Regions from separate parts of the Homo sapiens genome. Here region 1 is linked to region 2. The links are chromatin loops, found by intact Hi-C in ENCODE. Cell type or tissue: lower leg skin. All regions are shown on one strand. Each heading gives the region's core, and the rest is flanking DNA. Links, peaks and the distances in the headings are about the cores only. Region 1 has its middle 510 kb from the start of MIR4522. Region 2 has its middle 630 kb from the start of MIR4522.

Region 1 (5,385 bases), core at 211-5,210, 120 kb before region 2:
AGTCCATTCCATTTGATTCCATTACATTACATTACATTCAGTATCTTTCTATTATACTGCATTCTATTCTATTCCATTCGATTCTATTCAATCGCATTCTATTTGTTTCCATTACATTACATTCCATTCGATATCTTTCCATTATTCTCCATTCCATTCTATTCCTTTCGATTCTATTCAATTGCCTTCTATTTGATTCCATTCCATTTGATTCCACTCCATTCAACTCCATTCCATTCGAGTCCATTCCATTCCATTCCATTCCATTCCATTCCGTTCCGTTCCGTTCCATTCAATTCCATTCCGTTTGATTCCGTTTTGTTCCATTCCATTCCATTCGAGTCCATTCTGTTCCAGTCCATTCCATTCGATTCCATTCCACTCGATTCCGCTCTGTTCCATTCCATTGCATTCCATTTTATTCCATTCCATTTCATTCAATTCCTTTCCATTTGATTACATTCCATTCGATTCCATTCCTTTCAAATCAATTACACTGCAATCCACTACATTCGATTCCATTCTATTCCAGTCCATTCCATTTTGGTCCATTCCATTCGATTCCGTTCCATTCGATTCGATTCCATTCGAATCAATTACATTGCAATCCATTACATTCGACTCCATTCTATTCCAGTCCATTCCATTCCGGTCCATTCCATTCGATTCCATTCCATTCGATTCCATTCCATACTATTGCATTCCATTCGATTCCATTCTATTCGAATAAATTCCATTCGAGACCATTTCTTTCAATTCCATTCTATTTGAGTCCATTCCATTCGAGTCCATTACATTTGTGTCCATTTCATTCCATTCCATTCCATTTCATTCAATGCCATTCCATTCAATTCTATTCCATTCGAGTCCATTCCATTCAAGTACATTCCATTAGATTCCATTCCATTTGATGCCATTCCATTCGATTCTATTCCATTCGACTCCAGTCCATCCAATTCCATTCCATTCTATTCCTTTCCATTCCATTCCATTCCTTTCGTTTCCATTTCATTCGAATACAATCCACTCCAGTGCATTCCATTCGAGTCCATTCCATTCCAGTCCATTCCATTCAATTCCATTCCACCCGATTCCACTACATTCCGTTCCATTGCATTGCATTCTATTCCATTGCATTTCATTCCATTCCATTCTATTGGATTACATTCCATTCGATTCTATTTCATTCTAGTCAAATACATTGAAATCCATTACATTCTATTCTATTAGTACCCAGCAATATTTCCTCCTCCACTTCGTTTCCCACTGCCACTCCAGTATCCCTGCCCACAGTCCCACAGCCACCTCTGCCTAATTGGGAGGTCAGGACAGATGTCCCGTTCCACCCGATGCCATCTCCCAGGGTGCAGCCTCCTCATGGGGAAGAGGACTGCCATGGCTGGTGGTGACATGGGTAGCTCTGGCCTCCAGGACTTCTCCCGGGGACCTCTGCCCAGGACATGGTGCAGACAGAGGTGAGGTTACCATAAACTTCTTCGGAAATGACTGCAAACCTGCTGAGACCATTCCAGCACCTAACATGCTGACATCACAAGGTGGGCCCACAGAATGGGAAGGGCTAGGGAGTCCAGGTCCACAAGAGTCCCCCCTCCCTGAGCCCTTGAGCACAGCCATCCAGGTGTAAAGGACAATATGGGGGTTCTGGGGATTCCCAAGCCTGGGCCTTAGAGGTGAGTTCTAGCAAGGCCTCCAGATATCCTCCCCATCCATCCCCTCATCCTGTCTCACATATTGTAAAAACAAGGAAACTGAGGCCTAGAGAGTGAAGGGGCTTGAGCAGTCTCCCAGGCAGTTAGAGACAGAGCCCAAGTTAGATTCCATTTTTCTCTCATTTTTTTCCCCTTGGTCTGTCTCTGACTAGATATGTGACCTTGGAAGAGTCACTCCACCTCTCTGGGCATTGAAGGTTTACAACTTCTGACATGTTCATTCCAGAGGGTTGTCAGGACCTGACAGCCCTTCACCTAAACAAAACACTCTACAGTCTACAAATATTTGTATATCTCTTCTCTTCTCTGACCTCTGTAATAGCCCTATGAGGCTGTGAAAGTTGGTGCTTGTGTCCTATTACGCAGATGCAAATACTGGACTCAGAAAGACAAAGATCACACAGAAAGTTTGGGACAGGACTGGAACTAGAACCCAGGTCTCCCAAAGCAGGGTCCTTGCCATCACTAAGGCTAGGAATACATTAAGACTCCAAAATATGGAGAGTTGCTCAATGCATGCCACCAAAGTTAGAGCTGACCAACCCCAGAATGCTCAGCAGCTCTGGGACCCTGGAGTGGAGGACTCAAGGTAGAGGATGATGCCTAAGTCACACACATCTGAGCTCCAATCCAAACTCCACTACACAGCTGTGTGATCCCACTTTATGAGGCTCAGCATTCTCTAGTACAAAATGAAACTACAGAAGGTACCAAAAAGCTCAGGATGAGGGGAGAACTGCACCCTGAATGCAGGACTGCCAGGCAGGTGGTAAGCACTCATTAGCTTTTGTTTCAAGCACACAAATCATATGTTGTTTTTCATCATGTCTCCCCATGGTGTCTGGTCTATGGCTCCAGAACCAGGAGGCTTCTGATCAATCCTTATGCTAAATGATGGACAGATAGATGGATGGGTGGTTGGACAAATAAATGGATGGATGCATAGATTGATAGATTGATGCTGGGATGAATGGATGGTTGAATAGATGGATGAATGGATAAATGAATGGATGGGTGCTCAGAAGAGAAGACAGAATAAAACGGGAGTCAAAATGAAAATAACAAGATGATTGAAGGTTGAAGCAGATACGTGGAAGAGAGGTACAAGATCCAGCCCTTTGGGCTTCACTCAGCCCCACAACCACCTATCTTGGGGTAGCACTGGCACTTGCTCCAGATTATACCCCTGGACACCATGATGCTGCCGCAGAAGGTTTCATTGAACTGGGGCCCATCATGGCTCAGGAGGAATGTACTGAGAGCCAGGAGAAGACCCATACATTGAAGCTGAAGCAGAAGGTCTTCTCATCTGCCAAGGTCTCCTTACCTGCCATGGCTGCCAGCCATGCCCTGGCCTGTGCACCCCTGCCAGAAGGGGCCCGTGCCATCCAGCATAAACATCCAGACAGGATCACAGGAAGAGATGAAGCTCTTGGATCACTGCAAATCAAAGTTTAAAGTTAAAGGGGGGGCAAGACCCCTTCAGCTGCAGGCCCATTCCCTGGACCCAGCAGTTCAGCTGGGCTGAAGGCAGCATGCTTCGGTAGACCAGTGAACCCACTCCCCACCCTCTCTCCTTCCCTTGGGGCCCAGAATGCCTGGAGTTCATGTGTGAATATGGGTGAGGGAGCATGCAAGGGAGGGACAAGGGGAGGTTACAGGGGCTGGGCCCTAGACAAGCCTGTGACAAAACCTTCTTTGCCTACTTTGGGGCTGAACTGAGTAAGCAGCTGATCCCACACCTTCTAGCCCCGGGAAGCAGGGTACAATTCTGCAGCCAAAATATGTTAAAATGCTGCCAGAGGATTTCAGGATCCCACTGCCAGGCATTTCAGGATCCTAGATTTTAGACTCTTCAAGGATACTGGTCATTTTAGACCCTTCAATGGTCCTGGTCATTACCTCTTTCATCCTGCCCAGCATGTGCTCACACCAGCCCCTCTGCCTCATAGTCCTTCCCACAGGCCCTTTTTCTTACATTTTTTTAGAGAAGTTAAGCTCAGAGGGACTTTTAATCTATCCGGGATTCAGGCATGATGGCCCATATGTACTGCATGGTGACGATGCGCATGGCACCATTCTAAGCATGTTACAGTGATTAACTCAAAGGACTCCATGAGGCAGGTATTGCTATACCCACTGTGCAGAGGACGCTGAGCACAGACAAGTAACTTGCCCAAGGTCACACAGCTGGAAATTGTAGAGAAGCTGGAATGTGAACCCAGAAGCTGTGCCCCTGGCCACAGGGCAATCCTGCTTAAAGGCAGCACGAGGTTATGGGTGATAGCGCTGATGGCAAGGCAGGCTGCCTTGGTTTAGATCCTGGCTCCTGTACTGCAGGACAGCATGGTCTTGATCACATTACCTGCCAGTGTCTGTTTCCTCCTCTGTAAAATGGGGATAATAATGGTACCTCCCAGCATTGGCACTATCTCCAGGCCTAGGTGTCCTGGATCCTTCTGCCCCCTTTACACTCTGTGCAGCATCCAGACCTGCTTGTAATGAGCTCCTCTACTCCCCCACCAAAGCTCTGGTGAATTAATGTCCCTGTGGGGTATAAGTGACTGACAGTAACTTCCTCAATCTCCTTGCAGCCTAATCTGAGATGCCTTCTAAAGAATAGCATTCTAATATGAAATTTTTGTCCTGTGAAAGGCTAATGGGAGAAATCAGATTCCTTTGCAAGGTTACAGAAAAAACAGGACAATGAGTATCTCTAAGAGAGAATGCTCACTTTGAGTGTCGATGGGGTTAGGTGGCCGATACAGGATGAAAGGCTTTCATTTGGCTCCCTGACTTGCTGGGTTTGGGGATTTCCCTGGTCCTGATCATTACCTCTTTCCTCCTGCCCAGCATGTGCTCACACCAGCCCCTCTGCCTCATAGTCCTTCTTCTTACATTTTTTTAGACAAGGTAAGCTCAGAGGGACTTTTAATATGCCAATCGATGTTAATAAAACACAAGTCAAAGACAAGTGCAAACATGCTTTCAACCAACATTAATGAGGAAACAAGACACAAATTCTTTTTCTTTTTATATTTTAGTTTATTTTATTTTTGAGATGGAATCTCTCTCTGTCGCCCAAGCTGGAGTGCAGTGGTATGATCTTCACTCACCACAAGCTCCTCCTCCTGGGTTCACGCCATTCTCCTGCCTCAGACTGCTGAGTAGCTGGGACTACAGGCGCCTGCAACCACGCCCGGCTAATTTTTTGTATTATAGTAGAGAAGGGGTTTCACCGTGTTAGCCAGGATGGTCTCGATCTCCTGATCTCATGATATGCCCGCCTCAGCCTCCCAAAATGCTGGGATTACAGGTTGAGCCACTGAGCCTGGCCCTGTTTGTTCTTTTACATTTAATTTACAATGTATTTGCCACGTTTTAAAAATAAATTTAATTGGAATTTTATTGAAATTGTATGAGACATGATTTAGTCTAAGATGAACACACATTATTATTACTGTTTCAATCCAGCTATGGCACATTTCTTTGTTTTCTCTAGTTGTCTTTTATATCGCTCAATAAAATTTGTGGCTCTGGTACATTTCCTAATAATCATACATTATATTTCATTATTTCTAATTATTATAATGGATTGCATGTACATTTGCTATGTACCAGATATTATGCAATATATTCATTATCTCAATTCTTA
Region 2 (5,385 bases), core at 178-5,177:
CAAAAAGACTGTTTCAAAGCTACTCTATCAAAAGGAAGGTTCAACACTGTGAGTTGAATGCACACATCACAAATAAGTTTCTGAGAATGCTTCTGGCTACTCTTTATGTCAAGCTATTCCCGTTTCCACCACAGGCCTCAAAGCTGTCCAAATATCCACTTGCAGATTCTACAAAAAGATTGTTTCAAAACTGCTCTTTCAGAAGGAAAGTTCAATTCTGTGAGTTGAATGCACACATCAAAAACATGTTTTTGAGAATGTTTCTGTCTAGTTTTTATATGAAGATATTCCCATTTCTACCGAAGGCCTCAAAGCCATCAAAATATCCACTACCAGATTCTTCATAAAGCGTGTTTCCAAACTGCTCCATCAAAAGGAAGGTTCAATTCGGTGAGTTGAATGCACACATCACAAACAAGTTTCTGAGAATGCTTCTCCCTAATTTCTATGTGAAGATATTTCCTCTTCCACCACAGGCCTCAAAGCGCTCCAAATATCCACTTGCAAATTCTACAAAAAGAGTATTTCAAAACTGCTCTATCAAAAGAAACGTTCAACTCTGTGAGATGAATGCACAGATCACTAAGAAGTTTCTGAGATTGCGTCTGTCTACTTTTTATGTGAAGCTATTCCCATTTCCAACGAAGGTCTCAAATCGGTCCAAATATCCAATTGCAGTTTGTACAAAAAGAGGGTTTCAAAACTGCTCTGTCAAAAGGAAAGTTCAAATCTGTGGGTTGAATGCAGACATCACAAAGAAGTTTCTGAGAATGTTTGTTTACTTTTTATGTGAAAATCTATTCCCGTTTCTCATGAAGGCCTCAAAGCACTCCAAATATCCACTTGCAGATTCTACAAAAAGAGTGTTTCAAAACTCTTCTATCAAAAGGGATATTCAACTCTCTGAGTTGAATGTACACATCACAAAGAAGTTTCTCGGAATGCTTTTCTAGTTTCTATGTGAAGATATTTCCCTTTCCGCCAAAGACCTAAAAGTCCTCCAAATGTCCACTTGGAGATTCTACAAAAAGAGTGTTTCAAAACTGCTCTATCAAAAGAAGGTTCAATTCTGTGAGTTGAATGCACACATCACAAAGAAGTTTCTGAGAATGCTTCTGCCTCGTTTTTATGTGAAACTATTCCCGTTTCCAATGAAGGCCTCAAATCGGTCCAAATATCCACAGCATTTTCTACAAAAAGAGTGTTTCAAAACTGCTCTATCAAAAGGGATGTTCAACTCCGTGAGATGAATGCACACATCACAAAGTAGTTTCTAAGAATGCTTCTGTCTAGTTTTTATATGAAGATATTTCCTTTTCTACCACAGGACTCAAAGCACTCCAAATATCCACTTGCAGATTCTACCAAAAGAGTGTTTCAAAACTGCTCTATTAAAAGGAAGGTTCAACTCTGTAAGTTGAATGCCCACATCACAAAGAAGTTTCTGAGAATGCTTCTCCCTAGTTTCTAGGTGAATATATATGCTTTTCCACCACAGGCCTCAAAACGCTCCAAATATCCACTTGCAGATACTTCGAAAACAGTGTTTCAAAACTGCTCTGGCCAGGCGCGTTGGCTCACGCCTGTAATCCCAGCACTTTGGGAGGCTGAAGCGGGCGGATCATGAGGTCAGGAGATCGAGACCATCCTGGCTAACACGGTGAAACCCCGTCGCTACTAAAAATACAAAAAAAAAAAAAAATAGCTGGGCATGGTGGCGGGCACCTGTAGTCCCAGCTATGTGGGAAGCTGAGGCAGGAGAATGGCGTGAACCCAGGAGACGGAGGTTGCAGTGAGCTGAGATCATGCCACTGCACTCCAGCCTGGGGACAGAGCGAGACTCCATATCAAAAAAAACTGCTCTAGCAAAATGAAGGTTCAACTCTGAATTGAATGCACACATCACAATGTAGTTTCTTAGAATGCTTCTGTCTACTCTTTATGACAAGCTACACCCGTTTCCACCATAGGCCTCAAAGCGGTCCAAATATCCACTCGCAGGTTCAACAAAAAGAGTGTTTCAAAACTGCTCTATCAAAAGGAATGTTCAACTCTGTGAGTTGAATGCACACACCACAAAGAAGTTTCTGAGAATGCTTCTGTCTGCTTTTTATATGAAAATATTTCCTTTTCTACCATAGGCCTCAAAGCGGTCCAAATATCCGCTTTCAGATTCTACACAAAGAGTGCTTCAAAATTGTTCTTTCAAAAGAAAGGTTCAATTCTGTCAGTTTAATGCACACGTCACAAAGAAGTTTTTGAGAATGATTCTCTCTAGTTTTTATGTGAAGATATTCCCATTTCCACCGAAGGCCTCAAAGCCATCAAAATATCCACTTGCAGATTCTTCAAAAAGAGTGTTTCAAATCTGCTCTATCAAAAGGAAGGTTCAACCCTGTGAGTTGAATGCACAGAACACAAAGAAGTTTCTGAGAATGCTCTGTCTTGTTTCTATGTGAAGACATTTCCTTTTTCACCACAGGCCTCAAAGCACTCCAAATATCCTCTTGCAGATTCTACCAAAAGAGTGTTTCAAAACTACTCTATCAAAAGGAAGGTTCAACTCAGTAAGTTGAATGCACACATCACAAAGAAGATCCTGAGAATGTTTCTCTCTAGTTTCTATGTGAAGATATTTCCTTTTCCACCACAGGCCTCAAAGCTCTCCAAATGTGCACTTGCAAATTCTACAAAAAGAGTGTTTCAGAACTGCTCTGTCCAAAGGAATGCTCTGCTCTGAGTTGAATGCACACATCACAAATAAATTTCTGAGAATGCTTCTGTCTAGTTTTTACATGAAGCTATTCCCGTTTCCACCATAGGCCTCAAAGCGCTCCAATTATCCATTTCCAGATTCTCCAAAAAGAGTGTTTAAGACTGCTCTACCAAAAAGAAGTTTCAACTCTGTGAGTTGAATGCATACATCACAAAGAAGTTTCTGAGAATGCTTCTGTCTAGTTTCTATGTGAAGGCATTCCCGTTTCCAGCGAAGGCTTCAAACCCGTCTAAATATCCACTTGCATATTCAACATAAAGAGTGTTTATACCCAAAGGACTATAAATCATGCTGCTATAAAAACACATGCACACGTGTGTTTATTGTGGCACTATTCACAATAGCAAAAACTTGGAACCAATCCAAATGTCCAACAATGATAGGCTGGATTAAGAAAATGTGGCACATATACACCTTGGAATACTGTGCAGCCATAAAAAATGATGAGTTCATGTCCTTTGTAGGGACATGGATGAAATTGGAAATTATCATTCTCAGTAAACTCTCGCAAGGACAAAAAACCAAACACCGCATATTCTTACTCATAGGTCGGAATTCAACAATGGGAACACATGGACACATTAAGGGGAACATCACACTCTGAGGCCTGTTATGGGGTGGGGGGAAGGGGGGAGGGATGTCATTGGGAGATATAACTAATGCTAGATGACGATTTAGTGGGTGCAGCGCACCAGCATGGCACATGTATAAATATGTAACTAACCTGCACATTGTGCATATGTACCCTAAAACAAAGTATAATAATAATAAAAAAGAAACAAAAAAAAAAAACAAAAAAAAATTTCTAAAAAACTGCCCTATGAAAAGTTCTGTTCAACTCTGTGAGTTGAATGCAAATATCACAAAGAAGTTTCTGAGAAGGCTTCTGTCTAGTGTTTATGTGAAATATTTCCTTTTCCACTGTAGCCCTCGAAGCCCTCCAAATGTCCTTTAGCAGATTCCAGAAAAAGAGTGTTTCAAATCTGTGCTAGCAAAAAGAAGGTTCAAATCTGTGAGTTGAATACACACATCACAAAGTAGCTTCTGAGAATGCTTCTGTCTAGTTTTTATGAGAAGATAACCACATTTCCAATGAAGGCCACAAAGCAGTCCAAATATCCACTTGCAGATTCTACAAAAAGAGGGTTTCAAAACTGCTCTATCAAAAGACTTGTTCAAATCTGTGAGTTGAATGTACACATCACAAAGAAGTTTCTGAGAATACTTCTGTCTAGTTTCCATGTGAAGATATTCCCTTTTCCACCACAGGCCTGAAAGCACTCCAAATGTCCTCTTGCAGATTCTACAAAAAGAGTGTTTCAAAACTGCTCTGTCAAAAGGAATGTTCAACTCTGTGAGTTGAATGCAAACATCCAAAGTAGTTTCTGAGAATGCTTCTGTCTAATTTTATATGACGATATTTCCTTTTCTACCATAGGCCTCAAAGCCCTCCAAATATCCACTTGCAGATCCTTCAAGAAGAGTGTTTCAAAACTGCTCTATCAAAAGGAAGGTTCAGCTCTATGAGTTAAATGCACATATCACAAAGAAGTTTCTCAGAATGCTTCTGTCTAGTTTCTATGTGAAGATACTTCCTTTTCCAACACAGGCCTCAAAGCGCTCCAAATCTCCACTTGAAGATTCTACAAAAAGAGTGTTTCAACACTGCTCTCTCAAAAAGAATGTTCAACTCTGTGAGTTGAATGCACAGATAACAAAGAAGTTTCTGAGAATGCTTCTGTGTACTTTTTAGGTGAAGCTATTCCCGTTTCTAACGAAGGCCTCAAATCGGTACAAATATCCAATTGCAGTTTCTACAAAAAGAGTGTTTCAAAACTGCTCTATCAAAAGGAAGGTTCAACTCTGAGTTGAAGGCACACATCAAAAGGAGGTTTCTTAGAATGCTTCTCTCTAGTTTCTATGTGAAGATATTACCTTTTCCACCAGAGGCCTCAAAGCGCTCTAGGTGTCCACCTGCAGATTCTACAAAAAGAGTGTTTCAAAACTGCTCTGTCAAAAGGAATGTTCAACTCTGTGAGTTGAATGCACACATCACAAAGAAGTTTCTGAGAATGCTTCTGTCTACTTTTTATGTGAAGTTATTCCCGTTTCCCACGAAGGCCTCAAAGCGCTCCAAATATCTGCTTCCAGATTCTACAAAAAGAGTGTTTCAAAACCACTCTATCAAAAGGGATGTTCAATTCTGTGAGTTGAATGTACACATCACAAAGAAGTTTCTCAGAAAGCTTCTTTCTAGTTTCTATCTGAAGATAATTCCCATTCCACCAAAAGCCTGAAAGCCCTCCAAATATCCACTTGGAGATTGTACTAAAAGAGTGTTTCAAACTGCTCTGTCAAAAGGAATGTTCAACTCTGTGAGTTGAATACACACATCACAAAGAAGTTTCTGAGAATGCTTCAGTCTCATTTTATTTGAAGCTATTCTCATTTCCAACGAAGACCTCAAATCGGTCTAAATATCCACTTGCAGTTTCTACAAAAAGATTGTTTCAAAACTGCTCTATCAAAAGTAATGTTCAACTCTGTGAGTTGAATGAACACAACTCAAAGTAGTTTCTGAGAATGCTTCTGTCTAGTTTGTATATGAT

The links. Hi-C counts contacts between places; a loop is a spot of excess contacts. Peaks named below come from ENCODE experiments on the same cell type or tissue, not always from the same donor. Only the 100,000 strongest peaks of a DNase experiment are listed, where the experiment ranks them.
Region 1: it touches region 2 in a loop (21-fold over the local background); 1 of 110 quality-filtered maps calls a loop at or near these places.

The regions. Positions count from the first base shown.
Region 1 is chr17:26,778,339-26,783,723 of GRCh38, reverse strand. No RefSeq gene overlaps it. Among named protein-coding and RNA genes, the nearest start is that of MIR4522, 510 kb to the left of the region's middle. In lower leg skin, for the core only: no CTCF peak of the experiment used is centred there; a DNase peak (open chromatin) is centred at 3,099.
Region 2 is chr17:26,662,020-26,667,404 of GRCh38, reverse strand. No RefSeq gene overlaps it. Among named protein-coding and RNA genes, the nearest start is that of MIR4522, 630 kb to the left of the region's middle. In lower leg skin, for the core only: no CTCF peak of the experiment used is centred there; no DNase peak of the experiment used is centred there.